Regions from separate parts of the Homo sapiens genome. Here region 2 is linked to region 1. The links are chromatin loops, found by intact Hi-C in ENCODE. Cell type or tissue: A673. All regions are shown on one strand. Links, peaks and the distances in the headings refer to the core of each region. The heading gives the core; the rest is flanking DNA. Region 1 has its middle 54 kb from the start of OTUD4. Region 2 has its middle 8.8 kb from the start of MMAA.

Region 1 (5,388 bases), core at 114-5,113:
GCTGAGGCAGGAGGATCACTTGAGGCCAAAAGTTCAAGGCTGCAGTGAGCCATGATTGAACCTGTGAATAGCTTTACACTCCAGCCTGGGTGACAGAGTGAAACCCATCTCTAAAAAATAGATAAATAAATGTAATTTTTTCCAGCCTCACTCCTGAGAATAGAAGAGTTTTCAAGCTGTAAAACTGGATTCAGTTTCTCATGGAGCAAGTTTAGTGTCCTCTGCCCCTCAGGAGCTGAAATCCTAACCAGTACTTTATGCTTTCTGGATTTTCCATAAACTTTGTGACTTCAGTCTAGCCACTTTGACATTTTTGTTCTATTTTCATTTAGGAGATGTTTGTCTTATTTTTTATCCTAGACTTATCTTTTTTTTACATTTGATCTATTTTTGTCATGTATTTGGAGCAAAGTGCGTTATCGAAGCTTAAACTCAGTGAGCCGTCTTGCCTATAAGTTGTGCCCCCATACTCTGCTTTCTCTGTCATTTACATCAAATGCTGATCTCATTTGTGCTTTGTATTTTGTCTCCCCCGTCTTCTTGAGGACTTTACTCCTACAATTATTCCCCTTTCCCTGAGTCATTCATTTCTTCTTTCCTAAACCACTCCCATTATTATACTAATAGGTTGAAATATTATTCTTTTTATAAAATGAAACAAAATTCTCCTGAGATTTTACATTCTCCTCCAGCTACTTCCCATTTTTCTGTTCCTCTGCTCTTCTTTCTATCAAAACTCCTGAAAGAGTTCTCTATACTGTATTCACTGTCTTCACTTTCTCACTCCTCATTCTTCCCTCAACTCACAGTCATTCATCTTTGAGTCTCCATTACAAAGGCAATGCTTTGCTCATGTTAAGTTTTAGTTGCCAAGTGTGCATCCAAGCACAGTAAGTGGTCTTGAGGCTTGGAGAAGAGTGCAGGGCTGGAAATATGAATATGGGACTCTTTGATATATTGATGTTATGGCAGAAACTACTAGGTACTTACCAAATATTCTTTTTCCTCTTCCCCCTTAGAACTTCACATTTAGGCAGGGAGCAGTGGCTCACACCTGTAATCGCAACACTTTGGGATGCCGAGGTGGGAGGATCACGAGATCAAGAGATTGAGACCATCCTGGCCAACATGGTGAAACCCCATCTCAACTAAAAATACAAAAATCAGCTGGATGTGGTGGTGCGTGCCTGTAGTCCCAGACTTGAGAATATAAGCCACGTGCTAAGATGATGGAACAGAAAGTCAGAAGCAGCCTGAGTTTCTGATGACCTTGTGAATATGCCATATCAGCTGTGGATGGCCTCCTTCTGACTCCTAATATGGAAGAGAATGAACTATTTTGTGTCAAAGCTGCTGTAATTGGATCTTTGTTATCAGCAGTTGAGCAAAATTTCTTAGGGAACAGATGATATTTAAAGTCATGGAACTGGATGAGATCACTTGGGAAGTGAATGGAGGTAGAGGAGAGTAGAGGACCATGCCAGAGCCTATGGAATTCTAGCATGCTAATGTTCAGGAAGAGGAAGAGGATACAGAAAGAGATCAGCCATGAAGGATCAACTAAGTAACAGGACAACCAGCCTCTGTGGTGTCTTGGAAGCAAGTGAAGAAAATGTTTGCCAAATGCTGCCCATAGGCCAAATTAGAGGAGAACTGAGAAGCGGCCATTGGATTTAGCAACATGGAGGTCACTGGTTACCCTGACGAGAGCAAGTTCAGGGGCAGGTGGGGAAAAGCCTGATTTGAATAAGAAGAAGACAGAAAGTATAAGCAACTTTTTCAAGTAATTTTTGCTGCAGAGGAGGGCAGAGACACAGGGCAGTAGCTGGAGAAGTAGGCTCAAAAGAAGTTGTATTGGCTGGGCATGGTGGCTCACACCTGTAATCCAGCAGTTTGAGAGGCCGAGGTGGACAGATCACTTGAGGTCAAGAGTTCGAGACCAGGTCAACATGGCAAAACCTTGTCTTTGCTAAAAATACAAAAATTAGCTGGGCATGATGGCACGCACCTGTAGTCCCAGCTGCTTAGGAGGCTAAGGCAGGAGAATTGCTTGAACCCAGGAGGCAAAGATTGCAGTGAGCCAAGGTCACACCACTACACTCTAGTCTGGGCAACAGAGTGACACTCTGTCTCAAAAAAAAAAAAAAAAAAAAGAGTCATATTTGTTTAAGATTAGAAAAACAATAGTATATTTGATGCTTGTAGGAATGATCTAATTTAATAATGCACAAATGAGAAGGTAGAATTGGTGGTGTGATATCTTTGTTTAAGTCAAGTTGCTCCCTGAGTTTCACTCAAATAATCACTTTATTATGTTTCCATAACTACCACATAGCTAACTTTTCCTGGTTCTTTTTCATTTGTGTAATTTTTTTAAAAATCAATGCAATGAGTTAAAATGGCATAAATATAGAAAAGAATTTTAAAGAGAATGCTTGATTCTAAAAAACAATTAAATATATTCTAATTTAATCTTATTTATATTACATCATTTAGATTCTAAGTGCTTCAAATACTTAGATTCTAAGTGCTTCAAATTTCTAAGTGCTTCAAATATCTCCAATTTATTAGGAGAAAGTATAGATTGAAGAAAAAAAGAACAAAAAAGTACAGTAATTTTGTTTTTTATACATTTGTATCTAAGGATAAGAACTTTAATCTACAATGTATGAGGCATGATGTGGGGGTTATCTTTCCTGTCCATCCAGGAATTTATAACAAAAACAAATACATACGATTTTAAAATAACATTACTTGCTTCAAAAAGTGTTTAAAGTGTTAGTCAATATTAAATCAGGACAGACATGAATACAATGTGAATGTTGAGCCTTAGTGTTTATAATGTTCTATAGAAACTGGAACTGTATAAAGACCAGAGGGTGGATTCTTTAACATGATACCTATAGGCTCTCCAGGAAGGAACTATGGTGACCCCTGCTGGGAGGATGAAGCTCTCCATATAGGGCCAGGCTTAGAGTAAATGAGAAGGTCACAAATTAGAAAACTTAAGAACATGAGGATTTAACATGAGGAAGGAAAAAGAATACCAGAAAAAGTGATCATGCATGAACAGGCTGAAGTAGCTGGTCTTCAGTAAAAATCAGAGCAAGGGCAGGATGAAGAGTCATAGCATGAAAAGAAAGAACTGTAACAGACGATACACAGGATGTGTAAATTAAAATGGAGCTTTGGGTTCCAGACCCCTTTTAAAGGGGATCTTTGAATGCTGTAAGTGTTCCCAAACCCCACATAGGTCAAAACTCCCTGCTAGGAGAAGGCAATATTCTCTCAGATGTGCAAGTGGTCAATCTTCATACACAAAAACTCTTGAGAGATTCATCACAATTTCAGAGAAACATTGGGATTTTAAAAAAAGTCTGGAGAGAGAGGAGGAAATGGCAAAGGGAAAGATGAGTTTTTTCCAGGGGCCGTCAGTGTCCCTTTGCACCACAGTTTAGAAATTGCTGCTCCAAGTTATTTTAATTATTTCCTGTCTCACTTCAGACAATTATACTTAATAGATGAAGGTAAAAGTGAAGAGATAGATTAGTATCAGAAGATTAAAGCCTTATTGATAGATGAAGTTGTTAGCCCTTGGTTTATAAGCCAGAGAACTAATGGATGACTTCTAGAGGATCCACAAACCTGGGGAAAAATATACTTTTTTTGTACGTCTTCCCCAATATTTAAAACTATATTTTGGGGAGAAAAACTTTTTGTATAACATTTTATGAAAGCATTGTTTCATAATAAATAAGTAAAAAGCAGTATGCAAAATTACAGTTTGGTACATTATTGGTGTCATTGGCCTGTTATAATATTTACCAGGCCATTCTTTGACATGAATTGAAAATGAAACATGATTATGAACATCTGTTTATACCTTAATATCAGTTTAGGCTAGGATATATCACCAAAAAAAAAGAATCCCTCTTTTTTTTTTTTGAGACCGAGTCTCGCTCTGTCGCCCAGGCTGGAGTGCAGTGGCGCAATCTCAGCTCACTGCACCCGCCTCCAGGTTCAAGCGATTCTCCTGCCTCAGGCTCCCCAGTAGCTGGGACTACAGGCGCCCACCACCACGCCTGGATAATTTTTTTTTATTTTTAGTAGAGATGGGGTTTCACCGTGTTAGTTAGGATGGTCTCAATCTCCTGACCTCATGATCACCCGCCTTGGCCTCTCAAAGTGCTGGGATTACAGGCATGAGCTACCGTGCCCAGCAAAAATCTCGCTTTTTTTTTTTTTTTTTTTTTTTTTTTCTTGAGACGGAGCCTCACTCTGTCGCCCAGGTTGGAGTGCAGTGGCACAATCTCGGCTCACTGCAAGCTCCGCCTTCCGGGTTCACGCCATTCTTCTGCCTCAGCCTCCCAAGTAGCTGGGACTACAGGCGCCTGCCACCATGCCCGGCTAATTTTTTGTATTTTTAGTAGAGACGGGGTTTCACCGTGTTAGCCAGGATGGTCTCGATCTCCTTACCTCGTGATCCGTCTGCCTCGGCCTCCCAAAGTGCTGGGATTACAGGCGTGAGTCACCGCGCCTGGCCAAGAATCTCTCTTTATCTCTGTCTGCCCCCTTGGATTTTGCTTGCATTGTTGAACATATTACCTATGGAAGCAGGAACCGAACAAAGCTGAAGTGATCCCTTACATCCTGAAAATACACTGCACAGTCTGCCTCTTTTGCCTTAGTAAAAGGGTCAATTGGAAAGCATTAAAAACTTGGATTTTCTCCAACACAAAGATGTATTGTCTTGAGTCATCCTGCAAGATCGCTTGCTGCACGACTAAATAAAAGACCTTGCTGAAGCAAAATGTCCTGGAAATGGTTATTCTGATTTGTAATTTGAAGGAAAATTTAAAAAGTAAAACAATGCTTCTGTCAAATCTTCTCATCCATTCCAGAATCACTAAAATCTATTCCAATATTTTGAAGCAGATCATGAAGGAATCGCTATTTCTCTTCATCGTGAAAGTATTGACATCTGTTGGCAGAGCCAGGTCCAGTTCCCATGTTATCTGCACAAGAACAGCATCAAATGAGGATTTCTATTTTGGGAGCACTTTTAGAAAGTTCAAAGGCCTCCTATGGTGTTGAAATTGTAAAAACTTTATTGGCCAAACAAAATTTCCACTCAAAGAAACATTGATACTATGCATGCTTGGAGAACTAGCAATGAGATTCATTCCATTCTAGATTGTCTTGCATTAGTGTCAAAGGTAAATCCCAAATAAAATTTTGCTTGCAACCACAAAGTCATCAACCTATTTAGCTTCAGAGCCTTGCATTTCTGTCTTTTCAAGAAGTTTTCTTAGAAAAGCAGATTATGAAGTTTTCTTTTGCTATATGGAAATTCATCAGCTGTCTGGAAGTTAAGTCTAATAGAACTTA
Region 2 (5,388 bases), core at 290-5,289, 380 kb before region 1:
GTCTAAAATCCAATAAGAAAAATGAGTTTTAAAGCTGGAGAATAATCTCTTTTGACTCCATATCCCACATCCTGGGCACACCAGGATGGGGCAGGGTCCCTAAGGCCTCGGGCAGCTCCATTCCTACCGCTTTGGTGGACTGTCTACCCAGCAGTGCTCAGATAGAAATTTCATGCCTCCAGCTTTCCCAGGTTGGAGTTGCATGCTGGTAGCCCTACAGTTTTGTGGTCTTGGGAGCTGCCCCACTCTCAAGACCACTAGGCATTGACCTACTGGGCTGTCCACATTCTTTGAAATCTAGGTGGAAGTCACCATGTCCCCACAGCTCTTGGATTCTACACATCTGCAGAATCAGCACCACATGATGCCACCAAGGCTTACCGCTTGTGTCCTCTGGAATGGCAACCTGAGCCACAGCCAGGCCTGCTTGAACCACTGCTGGGGTGACAGGATTACAGCACTGGCATACAGGGAGCAGAGTCTGGAAGTCGCCCTGGGCAGCAAGCCCACGGAGGGCACTGTGGGTTGTCCCCCCAAACCATTCTGTTCTAGAGCTCTGGGCCTGTGATGGAAGGGAGCCTCAAAGATGTCTGAAATTCCTTTCAGGTCATTCTCCATGGTCTTGATGAATATCACCTGGTTTCCTGCTAGCCATACTAACCTCTTTAGCAAATAGTGGCTTGGCCATATCCTCGGTTTGCTGTCCTAAAGACACTATTTTACTTGTGACCTGAGAAACCAAAAGAGATGCCCCTTTATCAACTAAGACAGACCCCAAGTTTAAAGAAACAGATACTTTTCTTTGAGGGTTCAGTGCTCAGCTGACATGATAACTTCTAAATTCCTATGGCTATAAGAATAAACACACTCTTATTAAACTCCCTAACAATAGGAGCTTTCATGTAAATTATCAAGAGCCCTCATAAACTCTGATTTACAACTCAGACCACTTCAACTCTGATTGGACAGAAGACCTACCTTATAAACACACTTTCCTAATGAGTAAGTATAGACCTTAAGCAAGTTTCAGCAAGCTTATAGAGACTGTGCACAGTCTTCGTATCCTACAGTTCACCTTTTAACATGGAGCCAAATTTCACCCCATTTTAATGCCAAAACCCCACCCCAAAGTGAACATGGGTTATACATTATATATGCCTGCCTATTGCACATGCACTCAACTCTCCACATAAATATGTATAGCTTTTCCCCAAACCTGCCGAATATGTATGACTGCACAAGCCCTTTGAGGCATAAGGGCCAACCTGCCCTTTTCATCTTCAAAAAAGAGCACCTTCAGCACATGCCATTGATTCTTCTCAGTTTGCAAACTGATATTGCCAATAAAGCTCTCCTTTCTACCATTTAGGCATTCTGGTGGTGTTTTGGACAACACACTCTCCATGCCCAGGCTGCAAATTTTCCTAATCTTTCTGCTCTGCTTCCCTTTCGGTATAAATTCTAAATCACCTCTCTCTCTCTCCCTCTCTCTCTCTCTCTCTCTCTCTCTGTGTGTGTGTGTGTGTGTGTAGCTTTCATATCTTACATTTTATCTTATTTTGCTGTATACAGTTAAACATATCCATGCAACTCCTTCAATAATTTGCTGCTTAGAAACTTCTTCCACCAGATATTTTAGTTCATCTCTTTTAAGTTCTGCCTTCCACAAAGTCCTAGGAAATGGACACAGTTCCATCACAATTTTCTGCAAAACACGGATAGCTTTTAATCCAGTTTCCAATGCATTGTTTCTTATTTCCATCTGAGACTTCATCAGAATGGCCTCTACTGTCCATATTTCTACCAGCCTTCTGGTCATGACCACTTAAGTAATCCTTAAGAAGATTAGGCTCTCCTCACAGTTCTTGTCTTCTCACCAGAATTGCCCAGTGCTCCATTCACAGCAGTCGAGGCTTTTCTATTTGCTCCTCCAAATTCTTCCAGCCTCTATTTGTTACCCAGTTCCAAAGCCACATCTACATTTTCAGGTATTTGTTGTAGCAACAGCCCCACTCCTCAACACCAATTTTATGTCTTAGTCTGTTTTGTGCTTCTATAACAGAATGCCACAGACTAGGTAATTTATAAAGAAGAGAAATTATTCCTTACAGTTCTGGAGGCTGGGAAGTCCAGAATCAAGGGTCCCACACCTGGTGAGGCCTTCTTGCTCCATCATTCCATGGTGGAAGGCTTGGAGGGCAAGAGAGGGAAAGAGTAGGCAAGGGAAAAGAGTAGGGAAGGGGGCTGAACTTATCCTTTTATCAGGAACTCCACTCCCATGACAATTATGCACTCCTGCAATAATGGCTCCATTCATCCCTTAATGAGAGTAGAGCCCTCAGGACCCAGTCACCTCTCAAAAGTTTCACTTCTCAACACCATTGCATTGGAAATGAAGCCTCCAACACATTAACTTTGGGGAACACATTCAAATCACAGCAACCCTGCATGCTTTCTTCTACTCTCACTATTATCGTGATAAAATAATTTATTTTTTAATAGAAAGATTTCCAACATACAGATCTGTCCCACATGTATCTCTTTCAAGGATTTATAAAATTAAACATTTCTCTTTCAATAGATCATTGAGAGGATTGGGGACTATAAATCACTTTTAATTTTAAAAAGTATTTTTGACCCTTAAAAAGGTTTTAAGTTACTCATCTTCACAATTGTTTATTTTGACTGTCGATTATGCTTAATATAATGAGATTAATTTTCAAATTTCACTTGGTAAATAGAGTTCATAGACCTTTCTTTCCAGAAGTTGCCTTTTTAAAAAAATGACTTTTATTTAAATGTTTTTTCAACCTTTATCTTTTACAGTTTTTAACTTCATGTTACTTCTAATAATTCTGAAAACAATTATTCCATTTTGGTATAATTTTCTAAACTCACAGGGGAAGTCTGATTTTCTTTTCTTGGTATGAACATAAAGGGAAAATCAAATGTGATGGCATGGTAACAACTAATCGCAGCTGATATTATTAAACTATTTTATGGCTATTGTCAACATCCCTGTGAGATAGATGCTACTGTTATCCCATTTTACATACAGGGAAACTGAGACTCAGGGAGATTAACCAATGTGCCCAAATGTTACATGATAGTATAAAAGTCTGGCTTTGAGCTCATGTAATTGACTTCAGTGTCCACATACTTAATCATTGGTGCTTACTTTTCTGTGAATTTACTAAAGTAACAGGATTATTTCAGATTCCCTAACTTATTATGATAGTTCCAATTTCAGTGTTATCTATACATAAGATGTGATGAAATGGCACCATGTTGGCAAATGTTTCGATGTAGCGCACAATTTCACCACATGATGGTGCCAGTGAAGTGAGAAGTCATCTGCTGCTAGTATTTGACATTAGGCTCAGACCTAAATATGTCAACAGAATGTAGTAAAAGATGTTTAAAAATTTTTTTAAAGAGCAATCATAAATAATTATAGACTAGAGTGTCTTTTGAAAACATAAGGAATGAAAACATCACAAATACAAAAAGGGTAAGAGTAATTGACTCATAAAACTTAAAAATAAAAAAGATGAGCTTTTGTATTCATAAGGAAGTATGTAGGACAGATGTCAGAGACTTTCCACAGGAAGGAAAACACCAAAGGAAATGAATTAAATGAGGGCAGGTGACTTAAAAAAAATGAGACCAGCTGTATAGTGATGTAGCTCCAGGGTCAAATGGTTCCAGTAAGATTCCACAATCAGTGCAAACGAGTTAGCAAAAGCCAATGACTAAAAGATTTTTAAAAACCTTTAATAGACATTACTACTTCCTTTTCTAATCTAAAATAAGTATTATTTTTCCCTGCATTATCAAAGATGGAAACAACAATAGAAGGAAGAAGCATTGCTTTTCAGAAATTATTGAAACAAATCCTTACATGTCATTATTACAGTGATTCTCCAAGTTTGGTCCCTGGACCAGCAGCATTGACATCACCTGAAATGTTAGAAATACAAATTATTTGGCCACGCTCAGACTTTTACTGAACCTGAAACTTGGGGAATGAGGCCTTTCAGGGCTTTTGGATGCACCCAAAAGTTAGGGATCCACTGTGTTACTTATGGCCCACGCCTGTAATCCCAGCACTTTGGGAGGCTGAGGCAGGCAGATCACGTGAAGTCAGGAGTTCGAGACCAACCTGGCCAACATGGTGAAACACTGTCTCTACCAAAAATACAAAAATTAGCGAGGCATGCTGGTGGGCACCTGTAATCGCAGCTACTTGGAAGGCTGAGGCAGAAGAATCACATTAACCTGGGAGGCGGAGGTTGCAGTGAGCTGAGATCGCGCCACTGCACTCCAGCCTGAGCAAGACTCTATCTCAAAACAAAACAAAAAAAAGGATAGAAAGAAAACAAATTCACCAAAGCATAATTAATAATACAAAGATATTGGAAATGCCAGTTTAATATTAAAGAAATATTAAGTAAATAATAGTATATTGTCAAGGCATTTAAACATGATTCTGTTAAATAATTTTTAATAATGGAAAATGCCTATTATATAATAGCAGAAGAGTCTCAATTATGTAAAACAATTCTAGAAGAAATATTAGAAGGAAAGAAGCAAAACTAGTTATTAATGGTTGCCTTGGAGTGATGTGATTAAATATACCATTTTCCTCCTGCCTGATTATATTGCAGATGCTGTTTTCAAATTTTATATGAGAAACTATTTTACTCCTATAAATAAGTCTTATAATGATTAAGGATGTTGGGGGGGGGGGTACTTTCCAAAGTCCTACTCAGAGGTTACACTCTTGCCCATTTTGTTCTAACTGTATGGTTGGTAAGAACAAAATATGACACAGATGCCAGTCCACAACATAACCCACCTTCCCCTTCCACATACACCAAAAAACCCCACGGTCATCATGTTGCTTACTGGAGAAAGAAGACATAGAAAGACCATTCTGGCGTAGTTTATATGTATTCAATGTTGAAAGGGAAGTAGGGGATTAAAATCTGACAGTGAGAAAAAACAATCTTGTTATAGACACTAATCACATGCTTTGCCAAGTATTGTTAGTTAATGAAAATATTAAATATTCTGAAGTAATATAAGGGAAAATATCTTTATGTGTAGATAACAACTTGCTTAGACATGTTACCCCTAAGAAAGATTCTCATTTTATAACTGTGTCATTTGAATTAATGACCTGACAAATCAAGTAGTCAAAAAAATTCCAAGATTATAATTTAAAAGATTAATATCTATCTACCTATTTATGTTCATGTATATCTTGAATGTTAGACCCTAAATATGATTATTTCTTTTTGACAAAGATCTGTAGAATATATGCTAAAATTGATAACATTAGGCCATTAAAAACTCAGTATTTAGAAAATAATCTAAAACTTAGAT

Evidence for each region. Peaks named below come from ENCODE experiments on the same cell type or tissue, not always from the same donor. Only the 100,000 strongest peaks of a DNase experiment are listed, where the experiment ranks them.
Region 2: a loop joins it to region 1, with 9 times the contacts of the local background. A loop is called at or near these places in 91 of 110 quality-filtered maps.

What each region holds. Positions count from the first base shown.
Region 1 is chr4:145,231,835-145,237,222 of GRCh38, reverse strand. No RefSeq gene overlaps it. Among named protein-coding and RNA genes, the nearest start is that of OTUD4, 54 kb to the right of the region's middle. RefSeq lists a silencer at 2,857-2,956. In A673, for the core only: a CTCF peak has its summit at 2,945 (motif pointing left); a DNase peak (open chromatin) is centred at 2,932.
Region 2 is chr4:145,607,941-145,613,328 of GRCh38, reverse strand. No RefSeq gene overlaps it. Among named protein-coding and RNA genes, the nearest start is that of MMAA, 8.8 kb to the left of the region's middle. In A673, for the core only: a CTCF peak has its summit at 3,325 (motif pointing right); a DNase peak (open chromatin) is centred at 3,318.